2 separate regions of the Homo sapiens genome follow, and region 2 is linked to region 1. Evidence: chromatin loops called from intact Hi-C (ENCODE). Cell type or tissue: Caco-2. All regions are shown on one strand.

Region 1 (8,000 bases):
GGCACACCCCCTAGATGCTGCTGCAGGGCCTGTATGGAGTTTGCTCCTGCCTGCACCCAAAAGTGCTTGCCCTGGCTCCTGTACCCACTCACATGTGTGCTCCCTCCCATGAGGGGTGGAATGGGAATGCAGCAGGGAAATATCCTGCTTCAGCACAACATACTATTATTCCTAGCGAACCACTAATTTTTTTCTTACTGTTCTTATGACGTTTTGCTTGTGTGGCCTAGAGTTTTTATTTCCAAAGGAATGCTTCCACCAGAAGACACAACCATAATTCAATCAGACTAGAATTTGAGATTGCCACTCCATCACTTCGGACTTCTCATGTCTGAATCAACAGGCAAAGAAGAGAGTTATGGTGCCACCTGGAGTGACTGATAGATTTCCAATGGGAAATTGACCTGCTCCTCCACAATGGAAGTATGGAAGAATATATTTGGAATATAGGGGATTTGTTAGACATTTCTTAGTAACGTGATATCCTTCAATTAAAGTGATTAGAAAACTACAGCGTCCTAGCCTAGGCAGGACTACTGATTGTCAAGATCCTTTAGGAATGAAATGTTGGGTAACCTATGAAGTAAACAACCACAACCAGCTGAGGTGCTTGCTGAAGGCAAGGGGAGTACAGAATAGGCAGCAGAAGAAAATAGTTACAAATACCAACAACATCCTTGCCACAATTTATAGAAAGAAGAATTTTTTGTAATGATCATGAGCATCTCCTTATTTTGTTAAAATGTGCTTTTGGGTATGTAACAAATATATTTTTTTTCTCTTATTTTCTTATCTATCAAATGTGTATTAGCTTTATATCATAGTATTTTAATGTCATAATATTTAAGTTATGGGATATCAAGGGGAGAAGGAGTACTCAAAGACTTTAATCTTTCTTCTGAAAAGGGTATTAATTAGTGCATTTTTGGTTGTATGCATGATCGTTGTATCATGTTAGGTCAAATTATGACTTTGTTATTATCTTCATTTGGAAATTAAGTATGGTTTAATGACATGCATATGAGTAAACAATTGACAAGCAGTAGCTTTGTGATGGTTAATTTTATGTGTCAACTTGACTGGGACACAGAATGCCCAGACATTTAGTTCGGCATTATTCTATGTGTGTGTGAGGTGTTTCTGGATGATAATAACACTGGAATCGGTGGACTGAGTAAAGAAGATTGCCCTCCGCAGTGTAGGTGGACCTTAGCTAATCCACTGAAGGCATGAATTGAACAAAAGGCTGAGAAGAGAGAATTTTCTCTCTCCCTGACTGTCTCCAAGCTGGGACATCAGTCTTCTGCCTTCAGACTCAGACTGGAACTTACACCATCAGCTCTCCTGGCTTTCCTGCCTGCAGACTCAGACTCATGCTGCACTACTGACTCTCTAGGCTCCTAGTTTTTTGGACTGCAGATTTTGAGACTTCTCTGCTTCCACCATCGTGAAAGCTAATTTTCTATTATATATATCTATAAATACATAGATATATATATTTCATTATTAGTTGTGTTTCTCTGGAGGATTCTATCCATATAATGAGAAAGCCAAAACTATTAATTGTTGGAGGGGATATGGTGTAACCAACATAATTGTACATTTCCGGTATAATTACTTTGGAAAAATGTTTGTTTTAATACAGAATTTTTTTTTTTTTTTTTTTGAGAAGGAGTCTGCTCTGTTACTCAGGCTGGAGTGCAGTGGCGCAATCTCGGCTCACTGCAAGCTCCGCCTCCTGGGTTCACGCCATTCTCCTGCCTCAGCCTCCCGAGTAGCTGGGACTACAGGTGCCCGCTACCACGCCCGGCTAATTTTTTTTTTTTTTTTTGTATTTTTAGTAGAGACGGGGTTTCACGGTGTTAGCCAGGATGGTCTCGATCTCCTGACCTCGTGATCTGCCCGCCTCGGCCTCCCAAAGTGCTGGGATTACAGGTGTGAGCCACTGTACCCAGCCTCAGAATTTTTTAAACTTATGACACAGCACTTCCTCTAGGCATGTAATCAAAATAATGGAATGATTCTGCTAGACACCACCTCCACCATGTACTAGGATATTCATAAAGCACTATTTTAATGGTCCCAAACTGGAGAAAAACTAAATGTTCATCAACATTTAGTAGAATGTTTAGAATTTTTTATGTATACATAAATGTCAAGCATACAACAATGAGAATGAATAAACTACATCTCCATGAAAAAACATAACTGTGTATCTCACAGATTTAAGGATAAGTAAAAGAAGCTGGATACAGAAACAAACCCACATAATTTATGACTGCATAGTTATACAGTTAAAAATAGTCAGCGGGGCACGGTGGCTCAGGCCTGTAATCCCAGCACTCTGGGGGCGCCGAGGCGGGTGGATCACGAAGTCAGGAGATCGAGACTATCCTGGCCAACATGGTGAAACTCTGTCTCTACTAAAATACAAAAAATTAGCTGGGCGTGGTGGCACGTGCCTGCAGTCCCAGCTACTCGGGAGGCTGAGGCAGGGGAATCGCTTGAACCCTGGAAGAGGAAATTGCAGTGAGCTGAGATCTCGCCACTGCACTCCAGCCTGGCAACACAGTAAGACTCCATCTCAAAAAAAAAAAAAGTCCAGATCAATCTATACTGTTAGAAACCAACATAAAAATAGGTAACAATTTTAGTGATTGGAAGGGGACTTCTTTGGGCTGTTAATTATGATAATTATGTTAATTATAATTCATTAAATGATATGATTGCATTTGTGTATTCAATTTGTGAGTATTTATAAAGCTGTGTACTTATTATTTGAGAATAAATGTTTGTATATATGTTACACTTCAACAGAAAATGTGTATTAAACATTTGTGAGGGGAATAATGGGTAACTGGGTGATGTGTTTCTGCAATAAAAAAAAGTAGGTGAAATTATTCTTTTTTTTATACAAAATTGCTTTCTACTTTCTTAAGGAAACCATATAGACTAAACACAATGTTTGAACTTAATATATGTATGGCAAACTAGAGACAGACAGTTACCGAGAGAGAGAAAGACAGGGATAAAGAACACACACGCACACACACATTTGAGCCATGATACCTCCTTCAGATGCCGAGTAAGAAAGATATTGGTAGATAGAAGCTGGAAATTGTGTTGCATGGAAGCATGCACTGGAAAGGCCACAGAGTAAGAATCAACAGAATTAATCCATATTGTGCCTCCTGGGAGATTTTTGTTAAAATAAGAGGTTAAAATACTTGTAAAATATGTCCTAGTGCATTTTCTGTCCCCTTTCCTCATCAAAATATTTGTGGCTATTATTTTTCAAAAGGGAGAAAAATCATTCACCAATAACCAAACTGTCTAATTGATCTTCATTGAATATCCAGTGTGTAATAACTTGGGTTAACTTAGTAGTATTTTGAACCACTAGGTGTCCCTGTAAGCAAATGATTGAATAATTTCTAAAACTCAGCAAGCCTTGGAAAGTTTGACCAACATCATCAGTGAACTTGAGCTAACTGATGTATGTAAAACACCAGGCCGACCTATTCCTGTCTGATTAATAAATTGGCCTGAGCGCGGTGGCTCACGCCTGCGATCCCAGCACCCCGGGAGGCCGAAGAGAGCGGATAACCTGAGGTCAGGATATTGAGACCAGCCTTACCAACATGGAGAAAACCCATCTCCAACAACAAAAACAACAAAAATATATATATATAATGAGCCTAGCATGGTGGTTCAGGCCTGCAATCCCAGCCACCCAAACCCGGGAGGCGGAGGCTGCGGGGAACAGAGACCGCGCCACTGCATTCCAGCCTGGGCAACAAGAGCAAAACTCCCTCTCAAAAAAAAAAAAAAAAAAAAAGGGACCGGGTTACACCATGTTGCCCAGGCCCGTCTGGAAGTCCTAGGCTCAAGCCATCTGCCGCGCTTGGCCGTCATAAGTCCTGTGATTAACAGCGTGAACCACCACGCCAGGCCGATCACGCCTGTAATCCCAGCACTTTGAGAGGCCGAGGCAGGGAATAGCCTGAAGTCGGGAATTTGAGACCAACCAGCCTGACCAACATGGGGAAACCCCGTCTGTACCAAAATAAATAAATAAATAAATAAATAAATAACAAAATGAGCCCTGCATGGTGGCTCAGGCCTGCAATCCCAGGCACTCGGGAGGCTGAGGCAGGAGAACCAGCCAAACCCAGAGGCAGAGGCCGCGGGGAGCCGAGACCTCGCCACTGCCCTCCAGCAGGGCAACAAGAGTGAAACTCCACCTCAAAAAAAAAAAAAAAGTGACTGGTTTTCACCATGTTGCCCAAGCCGGTCTGGAACTCCTAGGCTTAAGTGATAATCCGCGCTCGGCTGTCCAAAGTCCTGGGATCACAAGCGTGAGCCACCACGCCAGGCCGATCTATTCCTTTCTGATTAGTAAACTGGGCAGGGCAGGTGATCTATCCTGGAGAATGTTCTCTGTGAGCTTAATATTGTGTATGCTGTTGCTATTGGATGGAATGTTCTGTATATGTGTGTTAGGTCCATTTGATCTAATGCGTCGTTCAAGTCTCATGTTTTCTTATTAATTTTCTGCCTGAATAATCAGTCCATTGTTGAAAGTGATATATTCAAGTCCCTTACTATGATTGTATGGTAATCTCTCTCTCTCTCAAGAGCATTTCATATTTGTTTTATATTTTAAGTGCTCCAACGTTGAGCATATGTGTAATTGCTATTGTTATATCCTCTTCATAAATTGACCCTTTATCATCATATCATGTTCTTATGTGTCTCCTATTTCAGTTTTTGAGCTTTTCTCTTTGTTTTCATTTGCATGGAATATCTTTTTCCATCCCTTCATTTTCAGTTTGTGTGTGTCCTAAAATACAAGATGAGCCTCTTACGGGCAGCGAATAGTTGGGGCTTGTTTCTTTATCCTTTCAGTTACTCTCTTTTTTGTAGGATTTAATGCATTTATATTCAAGGTAATTATTGATAGGCAAGGGCTTACTACTACCATTTTGTTAATTGTTTTCTGGTTGTTTTGTAGATACTTTGTTTCTTTCTGCCTCTTATGCTGTCTTCCATTATATGTTGGCCAACATGGAATAACAGAAATTTCAAAGAGCAATAGAGTTCCAAGTCAGTAAGTTAGACATGATTTAGTGATAGAATCTGTCTGTCAAAACCACAGTAAGCCTTGGACCAAAGAGATTAGTGAGAAAGCCCTTCTCAGTAAGAATTTAAATCTAAATCTAATAAGAAGCAAAATGTAGAAACAGATGTCTAAAAAAATAAAGCTACTATAATTAAAATTGTTTGACATGGGAACATAATCAACAAATAGAAAATTACTACCTAGTAGCATACAGAAGTAAAATCAGATATGTAAATATAGTGGTATTTCAATTTAGTTAGGAAAGTATATGCTACTACCCAGCATATACAAAAACATATTCCAAATGGATAAGAGGTCCAAGCATTACATAAGACAATTAGAAAAATAATGTTTATATTCTTTGAGTAAAGCCTCTGAAAATAAATCAAGTAATGCAGCATTTGCAAAGATAAAATAAGAGTAATTATAAAGTCTAATGATAAAATATAAACTTGGAAGAAGCATTTGAAGAGTATAAACAGACCAAATGGTTATTTGTCTACTAAATTAGGAAGTCCTATATATAAATATGAATATAACAACCAAATAGACAAATGTAAACTTAATAAAGATCTGCAATTAATAGAAACATAAAAGGTATATAAATACACTATATTTATATAAAATATAATTATAAAAGGTTATAAAAGGTAATTAAATACACTAAAAAAGTTTGAAAACATGAATCATAAAATTGTCAACTTTGAAAGATTAGTTCCATCCATTGTTGACAATGACATAAGAAAAAGTATTCACATACATTTTATTCTGGACCAAAAGTTAACCTGGTACTGTTTAGACATAAAGCAAAGTTCACATATTTGTATCACAGCCCCAAATCTATGAGGTAAGTATAAGAGAAAAAATTCTTACAGAATTGTGTAGCTTCATTTCAAAAAAAATGGCTACATAAATTCTAGCAGAAAAAGATAAATGAGCAAAGTTGTTTATGAGAGTGTACAATAGCAAAAAAAAAAGGTATTACCTAACCATCATATAGAGCTGGTTGAATAATTTATAATAAACATCTCCATGAGGAAATTCAATGTTACTACTTTACTAAATAAAGATGTTTATGTACTATAGAAGTGAACTAACAGTATGTATTTTCAAATGTGATTTAAAAACTGTATATTATCCTATTTTATTATATATTGGTCTATCTATATCATTTTTCCATGAGTATAAAAAAATAGAAAAAGGTACATACCAAATTGAAGGGCTGGAATGGAAAGAACATTTTTACTTTATATATTTCAAAATGAAAATAGTAATATTTAGAGAATTTTTAATTTCCTTTTTATCTTTTTTTTGAAATTTCAAAAACTTGAGTGTAATCAAGTAACTGAAATACGGTGAGATATATACAACATTAGAAGAGTATACGTGATAGCACATAAACAGTAATAATTATTTGGGAGATTTTAAAAGTTTTGAAAATAAGGTGCCTTATCCATTGTTTTGAAGGGTAAAAATATAACTTTCCAAGTGATTATAGTTTCTGAAAGCATATGAGACACAAAAAATTATAAGCACAAAGATGTAAAACATTTAAGGAACCACAAGTTCTTTGGAACTCTTGGACTAAAAACACAGCTGTGAGATAAATCTCAAAAGAATGTTAAGAAACAAGTCATGAAAAGCCTTTCATATCCTGCTAAAAAAATTTTATTCTATACTAGGGGTTGGGAATTTTCTTCTTACAGGGTCAGATAGTAAATATTTTAATTTAGCCTCTGTCAGAACTACTCAACTCTGTGTTGTAGTCAAAGCAGTGTGACAGTGTGTAAATGGACAAGTACGGGTGTATTCCAATAAAACTTTATTTACAGAAAAGAGTACTCCAGTTCACAGAATGCAGTTTGCCATATATCTAGGGCCATGTGGAATCCATAAAATATGTTGTTAGAGATATGACCTAATTTTAAAAAGCATGAAATTACCTAAGAAGAATGTGGGGAAAAGGAGGTCTCAGGATCAAGTCCCAGGTTTTACCAAGATTTGGAAATTGTATGATGAGAAGTAACCAAGGATTCTCAGAAAGATCAGCCCATGAAACACAGTGAAAAACACAGAGTGTGGATGGATGGCAGAAGCCAAGAAAAGCAAAACAAAGATCAGAATGTTCAGTATTGTAGAGTGCTGCTGAGTCAAATAAGATGCAGGAGGACATTTTCTCATGGATGTACAGGATGGAAATTGTTGTGAGGAAACTCTGAAGGGGTCATGATTGAGAATAGGTTAAAGAGAAACTGGAAGATAAGAAAGAGGATATCATTTAGCAAAATCTTAAAAACAAGCCTTGCTATGAAGACTAGGGAGGTAAAACAATAGCCAGGATGTATGGAGGAAACATTGTATTAAAAAAGAATGTATGTTTGGTTAGTTGCCTTTAAGCTAGGCGGTATTTTAGTCAATGTTTACATGCATGCCTATTAGAACAAACTGGGAGAAAGAAATGAATTGTGCAGAAGAAAGGAAGCAAAATTACATGACATTAAGCAATAAGAGACTCAATTTTAGGAAAGAAAAAATAGCTCCAGTATTTGTAGAAATAAAGTTTTGGTGGGAGGACACAAAGAGCAAAATTTATACTTCAAAAACTGTACTTCTGTTTTTGCAGTGCTTCATGTCTTTTTTTATTTAACAAAACAATAAAATTGCGTTTTTCTTTCTATGTTTAAAAATAGATGTCTGGTCGCTGATGATTTCAATTGCACTATCATTAGTAAGAATGAAATAATTTGTGCCTTCATTTCTTAAAACTAAAGTGGGCTGGGTGCAGTGGCTCACGCCTGTAATCCCAGCACTTTGGGAGGCCGAGTCGGGCGGATCACGAGGTCAGGAGATGGAGACCATCCTGGCTAACCTGGTGAAA
Region 2 (8,000 bases), 61 kb after region 1:
CTTGGCCTCTCAAAGTGTTGGGATGACAGAAGTGAGCCACTGTGCCCAGCCGCCTTCTGTGAATATTTTATTAAGTTCCCATATAGCCCAGTTCACTAGCGGAAATAAGCAGCAGGGAGACTGGCACATTATATCTCCCATTATTAGATTAATACTTTAAAAAAATCTTAGGACTTTCATTAATTTTTTTTTCTGCCCAAAACATTCATTTTCACTGAAAGGCTTTGGTCTCAATCTATTCTGAAAAACTGGGGTTTCTTTGTATGTGAACTGATTCAGGAGTTCGCATTCTTCCAGGGTGACATAAATCCTGCACCCTTGGGGAAGGGCAATAATATAGATTGCATTCTTGCCTTCGGTAGGTGGACACATTATCCTGGGACCCCAGGGAGCACTTTCTAGACTTTTCTCCCAGTTATATCCACGAGGGACAGGCTCGTGACTGCAAGGACTTCAGCTCCCTGCCAAGCCAAAGACACAAGAGCAGGGGCCCCCTAAAGCCTAAAGGGAAACCAGAAGGTTTCCCTTTATGACGCTCATTCACTCAAAAAGCACCGCATGTCCCATAAACCTGACCTCAACTCCTCTCAGGGAGAAAAAACTGGGTTGAACTAGTGCACATTTATTTTTTTCTATAGGAAACTTTATGGCATTTTTTTTTTTTTTTTTTTGAGACGGGGTCTCACTCTGCAGTCCAGGCTGGAGTGCAGTGGCCCAATCTCAGCTCACTGCAGCCTCTGCCTCCCAGGTTCAAGCCATTCTCCCACCTCAGCTGGGAGTAGCTGGGATTACAGGTGTGTGCCACCATGCCCGGCTAATTTTTTTGTATTTTCAGTAGACAGGGTTTCGCCATGTTGGCCAGGCTGGTCTTGAACTCCTAACCTCAAGCGATCCACCCGCCTCAGCCTCCCAAAGTGCTTGTATAGGAAACTTTGTAAAATGCTGCATACACCAGCCTCTGCCTGAGCATTAGCAGTTTGGAGAGAGGGAGGAACACAGAGCTACGTTATCTCTCCAGAGGGGCCAAGTCCCACCCCTGCTTGTTGCTTTGTGACTTTGTGCAAGTGTCTGGGTTCACAATGGTGAGTGGGGGAACTGAATTAGAAGGGCTCTAGCCCTTTTCCCTCTGAAATCTTACCATTCTGTGAACCCTCCTGCTGGGCTTGGGGATCTTTATTTTTGAAGAAATAGTGATTGTAACACCCGGTGCGGTGGCTCACGCCTGTAATCCCAGCACTTTGGGAGGCTGAGGTGGGCGGATCACGTGAGGTCAGGAGTTCAAGATCAGCCTGGCCAACATGGTGAAACCCCGTCTCTCCTACAAACACGAAAATTAGCCAGGCATGGTGGCAGGCACCTGTAACCCCAGCTACTCGGGAGGCTGAGGCAGAAGAATCACTTGAACCCGGTTGTAGTGAGCCGAGATCGTGCCACTGCATTCTTGCCTGGGCAACAGAGCAAGACTCCGTCTCAAAAGAAAAAAAAAAGAAAAAGAAAAAAAGAAGAAAAAGAAGTAGTAATTGTACTAATTGGCTGGAGGGCATGGGGAATCTGAACTGTCAAAGGGGAGAAGTCAGGAAAATTGAATGTTAGACACAGCCCACCTTGTCTCCTAGAGGAGCTTGGCGAAAAGCTTGGGAAGCAGACACTAGATAGTGGCCCTTCACTAAAAACCACATCTCCGGCCAGGAGTGGTGGCTCACACCTGTAATCCCAGCACTTTGGGAGGCCGAGGCAGGCAAATCACCTGGGGTTGGGAGTTCGAGACCAGCCTGACCAACATGGGGAAACCCCGTCTCTACTAAAAATACAATAATAATAATAATAATAAAATAATAATTAAAAAACCATGTCTCGTTAGTCACTTCCTGGGTGCTGGCAAACTGGATATGGGTACATTACAGATTTACCTCATTCCATCCTCACAACGGCCCTTTGGAGTAGGTATGAGTGGTGTTATTGGCCGGGTGCAGGTCTGTCCTGCCCGCGTGCAGTAAATCAGTCACTGTGACTATGACATGGGTTTTGCAAAAGAGAAAGGATTTATTTGCAAGGCCACCAAACAAGGTGGTAGAACAGCTCTCACATCCTGCTTCCTGAAGATAAGGCTTAGGGATATTTATGCGTTAGGGAAACACGGTGGTGTAAGGCATGGGGAAAGGTGATTGGCAGTAGGGAAAAATTAATTGATAGGTTTGTTCTGCACAAGCGTAGTAGTCAGGGTTTGTGGCATTTCACAGGACATGTGTACAGAAAGTGGTGGCATTAGCATGATCTGAGGGTGGGATCTTTGGCCCTCTGACATCAAAAGTCCACTTCTTGGGCATTTGGGCAGGCCCATTGAAGAATTGGTGGTCCCAACCTGATTGAACTGGATGGGAGCTGGCCTAAGTTCCTGAAAAACAACGGAAGCAAACATTACCATAGTGACCTGTGAATGTGATCTCTAAAGAAGCTAGTGAAGGGTACATTTCAGCATTTAACGCCACGGTATTCAGCTACCACAGCCTTCAGCTATGACTGTCTTCAGCTTCATAGGAAAAGAAGAAAAAGGACAGGCATGGTGGCTCATGCCTGTAATCCCAGTTTTTTGGGAGGCCAAGGTGGGAGGATCGCTTAAGCCCAGTTTAAGACCAGCCTGGGTAACATAGTGAGACCTTGTCTCTATTATAATAAAAAAAATTGACACAGCAGGCAAGGAAGGAAGGAGGAAGGGAAGGGAGGGAGGGAAGGGGGAAGGAAGGAAGGAAGGAAAGAAGGAAGGAGAAGGAAGGGAGGAAGGAAGGAGAAAGAGAGAAAGCAAGAGAAAGAAGATAAAGAAAAAAGGAGAAAAAAGAAAAATTAATAAAACAAGCAAGTGACCAAAGCAAGCGGGGCAGCCAGACCTGATCAAATTAACCCCTCAGTTTTGGTGACAGTGACTATTCATTGCTTCCCTGTCTCCAGCCTTCCCTTCCTTCTTAGTAACAGAATCCTAGAAATGTGTCTAGCTGGAAAACTATTGTATTAGTTAGCTATTGCTGTGTAACAAATAAGCACAACACTTAGCTCCTGAAATCAAAACAAAAAAGTTTGGCATCTCATGTTTTCAGTGAGTCCTCTGGCTCAGGTCTCTTGTGAGATCGCACTGAGATTTCTGCAAGGGCTGCCATCATCTGAAGGTTAATCTGGGGAAGGATCTTCTTCCCAAGCTCACTCATGATAAGACTGTTGCACTAAGGGCCTCAGGTCCTTGCTAGCTGTTGACCAGAGGCATCAGTTTCTCTTTTTTTTTCTTTTTTTTTTTTTTTTGAGACAGATTCCTTCTCTGTCACACCACGACACTGGCTAATTTTTGTATTTTTAGTAGAGACGGGGTTTCATCATGTTGGCCAGGCTGGTCTCAAACTCCTAACCTCAAGTGATCCACCCACCTCAGCCTCCCAAAGTGCTGGGATTACAGGCGTGAGTCACTTTGCCTGGCAGAGGCATCAGTTTCTTGCCATGTGGGCCTTTCCAGGGAGCACCTCACTACCTGGTGGCTGGTTTTCCTCAGAGCAAGACAGGATGCCCAAGACAGAACTGTCATCTCTTTGAAACCTAATCTCAGAAGGAACATCCCATCACTTTTACCACAGATGTTGATATGGTTTGGCTGTGTCCCCACCCAAATCTCAACTTGAATGATATCTCTCAGAATTCCCCCATGTTGTGGGAGGGACCTGGGGGGAGGTAACTGAATCATGGGGGCCGGTCTTTCCCGTGTTATTCTTGTGATAGTGAATAAGTCTCATGAGATCTGATGGGTTTATCAGGGGTTTCCGCTTTTGCTTCTTCCTCATTTTTCTCTTGGGGCCACCATGAAAGAAGCGCCTTTTGCCTCCCGCCGTGATTCTGAGGCCTCTCCAGCCATATGGAACTGTAAGTCCAATAAAATCCCTTTTTATTCCCAGTCTCGGGTATGTCTTTATCAGCCGCATGAAAATAGACTAATGCAGATGTTATTGCAGCTAGACATGGTTATGTGACTAAATTCTATTCTTCTAGCCATAGTCTATTGGTTAGAAGAAAGTTACTGGGTCCAGCCACACTCAAAGCAAGTGGGAATACAAATACAAATACAAATTTCCCCTCTTCCTCACAAGGGGGAAAATGCTGGAATAAAGGGATTAATGGGGACTTTTGGGGAGTGGAGAAGGGGCTTTTTTTTCCCTTGAGACAGAATCTCACTCTGTCACCCAGGCTAGCATGCAGTGGCGTGATCATAGCTTACTGTAGCCTTGAACTCCTGGACTCAAGTGATCCTCCCACCTCAGCCTCCCAAGTATCTGGGACTACAGGTATGCACCACCATGCTCAGCTAATTTTGAAATTTTTTGTAGTGACAGGGTCTCACTATGTTGCCCAGGCTTGTCTGGAACTCCTAGGCTCAAGTAATCCTCCTGCCTTGGCCTCCCAAAGTGTGAGCCACTGCACCCAGTGATATTGGAGGCATTTTTGAGGCTACCTACCGCAGCTACCTTTCCCAGATGTTCTTGCAGATAGGCATGGCCAAATTTTTTTTTTATTATTATTTTTTTAGAGACGGGGTCTCACTCTGTCACCGAGGCTGGAGTGTAGTGGTGCAATCACAGCTCACTGCAGCCTCAACCTTCTGGGCTCAAGTGTTCCTTCCACCACAGCCTCCCAAGTAGCTGGAATTACAGGCCTGTGCCACCACGCCCGGATAATTTTTATTTTTTTGTAGATAGTATGCCACTATGTTACCCAGGCTGGTCTTGAACTTGTGGCCTCAAGTGATCTGCCCACCCCATTTCAGCTACTGTATTCAGACCTCTGTTACTCTCAGTTGAACCTAATTGTAAATATTGCAGTATTACTGTCCCCCCTCCATTGTACAGAAGAAAGTCGAAGTTCCAGCCAGGCGCGGTGGCTTGTGCCTGTAATCCTAGCACTTTGAGAGGCTGAGGCGGGTGGATCATTTGAGATCAGGAGTTCGAGACCAGCCTGACCAACATGGCAAAACCCTGTTTCTACTAAAAATACAAAAATTAGCTGGGCATGGTGGTACACGCCTGTAGTCCCAGCTACTCTAGAGGCTGAGGCACGAGAATCGCTTGAATCCAGGAGGCAGAGGTTGCAATGAGCTGAGATTGCACCATTGCACTCCAGACTGGGTGACAGAGCAAGACTCCATCTCAAAAAAAAAAAAAAAAAAAGGAAAAGAAAGAAAAGAAAACCGAGGTTCCTAGGTACATAGGACTTACCCAAGGTCAGAAGCAAGTAAGTGGTTGAGGCTGAGCTTGACTTCCAATTTGTTTCACTACAAACCACGTCTTTCCTGCAATGCTTCTATTTTTTTTTCTTTTTTGAGACGGCCTCTTCCAATGCTTCTAGAGAGAGATCTATGGGGGTGGTGGTGTCAACCAGAGCTCCTGCCTTATCTTTTAGACAATTTTCACTATGTGAAGTCAAACGGGAGACAGGAGTGCTATGTGACAGCAGCCTGGCAAAGCAGTCCCTTTGCTAAGGCAGGGAGGTTTTATGACTGGTTTTATTTATCAGGCTGCCTGCCTGTCCTGTGGGGACACTCAGCAAGGGAACATTGTGGACTGGGAAACTGTTGGTTTGGGAAATGTTCCCAATTTCAGCATAAGTGATAGGGAAGGCTGGACTGAAAGGGCAAAAAGTCGGAATAACAGCGTGTCTGGGAAGGATCTGGGCTGTGTCTGAAGCGGGTCAGTGCTGTTGTAGACTGAAGACTTGGCAGGGCAAGGCCAGTAGCAATGCCCTTCTAGAGGAGGGACAGGGAGATTGAAAAGCCCCAACTCATGAGGCCATCTCCTTCTGGAGAAGATCTTAATCAGATCCCCACGGGAGGATGATGGAAGTTTCTTGTTGAGATGGGTCATCCCCTAACCACGGAACTCCAGTTCAGTCCCTGGGACCTAACAGACAAGCTCACCTTCCATTGGGGGTGAAGCGATGCTTGTCACCTCAACTTCTCTGAAGCTTTTTTCCTGTTTAAAAACTTGCTTCTTTCATTCATTCACCCTAACCTACAGCAGTCCCTTGAGACAGGAAAATTAACCTAGTTAATGCACTCACCTGGATGAAAGAAGAATATCAGCTCATCAATTTGCTGTAAGTTAATGAACGCCTCTCAAAGATCCAAAAAGGCTTTTGCAGATTAAGCTGGATGTTTCTGTTTCACTCTTTGCACTGGTCTGTGATGACTATGCACCAGCAGCCTCTTTTTTCACAGACTGCAGGGTCTTTTCTGCAGCCAAATATTCCTTGTAATCATTTGGGCTTTTATGGTGGCAGGTGTCAGAAATGTAACTCAAACTAGGGTAAGCAAAAGTGGGAGAAGATGTATGGATTTATGGAACAGGAAGGGATGGGGTAGATCTAGTATTGGGCACATATGGAGCCTTCCACAGCTGCTGTCCATATGCTCCCTCAAACTGGGTTGTCCTCCTTCCCTCCTCCTGCAAATGGGTTCCCAGTGTGGACTGGAAGATGGCGGCCAACAAGCCCAAATCCTGTTCTTCCAGCATAGTGGCTACAACAGGCAAGAGGATCTTCCCCGTGATTGAGCCATCTGGGTCACGTGCTCATCCCAGGGCAAGGGAGCTCTCTGATCAGCTGGCCTGGGTCCTGTGCCCACCTCCTACAGACGGGAGGGCGGGGTGCTGTGAATGGCAGGCTTCACCAGAATTCATTATTAGAGAAGATCAGCTCAAAGAAATGGGGTGCTTCCAGAAAACAGCAGCTCATTTCTACTTCAGTCCAACATTGCACAGAGGTGGATGAAGGTTTCTCTGTGCATGTTTGCAAAACCAAGTCCCCAGCAGTTGTAGAAGGATTTCCCAATGCAGAGCCACTCCTGAATCTGGTGTGGGAATCCTTCCCATCCTTCTTGCCCATCCTGTCTTCTGTCTTCCTGGCCCTCTCCCCTCACTTTCCTATCTGCTTTTCTTTTTTCCTTTCTTTTTTCTTTTCTTTTCCTTTCCTTTTCTTTTCATCTTTCTTTCCTTCCTTCCTTTTGTCATTCTTTCTTCCTTTTCTTCCTTCCTTCTTTCCTTTCTCCTTCCTTCCTTCCTTCTCTGTTTCTCTTTCTTTCCTTTCTTTCTTCGTTCTCTCTTTCTTCTTTCTTCCTTTTTTTTTTGTTTTGAGTCAGGATCTTGCTTTGTCACCCAGGCTGGAGCGCAGTGACACAATCATAGCTAGCTGCAGCCTCAACCTCCTGGGCTCAAGCAATTCTCCCTCCTCACCCTCCTGAGTGGCTGGGACCATAGGCACACATCACCCAGCTAATTCCTATTGGCTTTTCTGGGGATGAGGATCTTAACCGCTAGCTAATAAAGTTCCTGGGACAGACCCTGCTATTCTCCCTCCAGAACATACCCAGGGATGAGCTTTCTCTGTCGCAGGAGTTGCCTCTCTGGTCCTTGCCTCAGCCCTCTGACAGCTCCCCTCGCTGCACTCTGAAGACAGAAGAGCTGCTAGTAAGCTGGGCTGCCAATTCCAGACAACATTTGACCTTTCAACCTGAGCAGGCTGAGTGGCGGCTGAGTGCAGAGCCACAGCTGGATGTTGACAGTTCTTGGCCACCAAGAGGGAAAGACAGAGAAACGCAGACCCATCTTCTGCGGGCGGAAGGGGCTGTCGGATCTGGTCAGTTTGATACCTCCCAGTGCAGGCTGGGGAGACACTGGATGGGTAAGCACTTTATGATTTTGTTTCCAAACTGCTTGGGCCATAAAATAAAGCTCCTGCTTGTCAAGGAGTTCTAGCTTCACATCCATGACCCTGCACATCGTGTCTGTTCACAGCAACCTCAGCGTGGCCAGGAGTCTGGGACAGGAAAATGTGCTGGGGTTACCTGATGACCATCCAGAGGCCTCCAGGCATGGCTCCACCATGACGGTAGGAAGTTGATCAATATCTTCATCAATATCTGTGGCTGGGTATTCCTGCTCTCTCCCTGCTGTGGAGGCCAGGGTGCTGCTCCTAAG

What was found. Hi-C counts contacts between places; a loop is a spot of excess contacts. Peaks named below come from ENCODE experiments on the same cell type or tissue, not always from the same donor. Only the 100,000 strongest peaks of a DNase experiment are listed, where the experiment ranks them.
Region 2: a loop joins it to region 1, with 3 times the contacts of the local background. A loop is called at or near these places in 9 of 110 quality-filtered maps.

What each region holds. Positions count from the first base shown.
Region 1 is chr15:23,462,609-23,470,608 of GRCh38, reverse strand. No RefSeq gene overlaps it. Among named protein-coding and RNA genes, the nearest start is that of GOLGA6L2, 19 kb to the right of the region's middle. In Caco-2, a CTCF peak has its summit at 3,405 (motif pointing right); no DNase peak of the experiment used is centred here.
Region 2 is chr15:23,401,355-23,409,354 of GRCh38, reverse strand. LOC105370728 (a long non-coding RNA gene) reads right to left here and starts at 5,512. Exons shown (of 2, transcript XR_931977.3): 1 at 5,247-5,512; 2 at 2,020-2,395. In Caco-2, no CTCF peak of the experiment used is centred here; no DNase peak of the experiment used is centred here.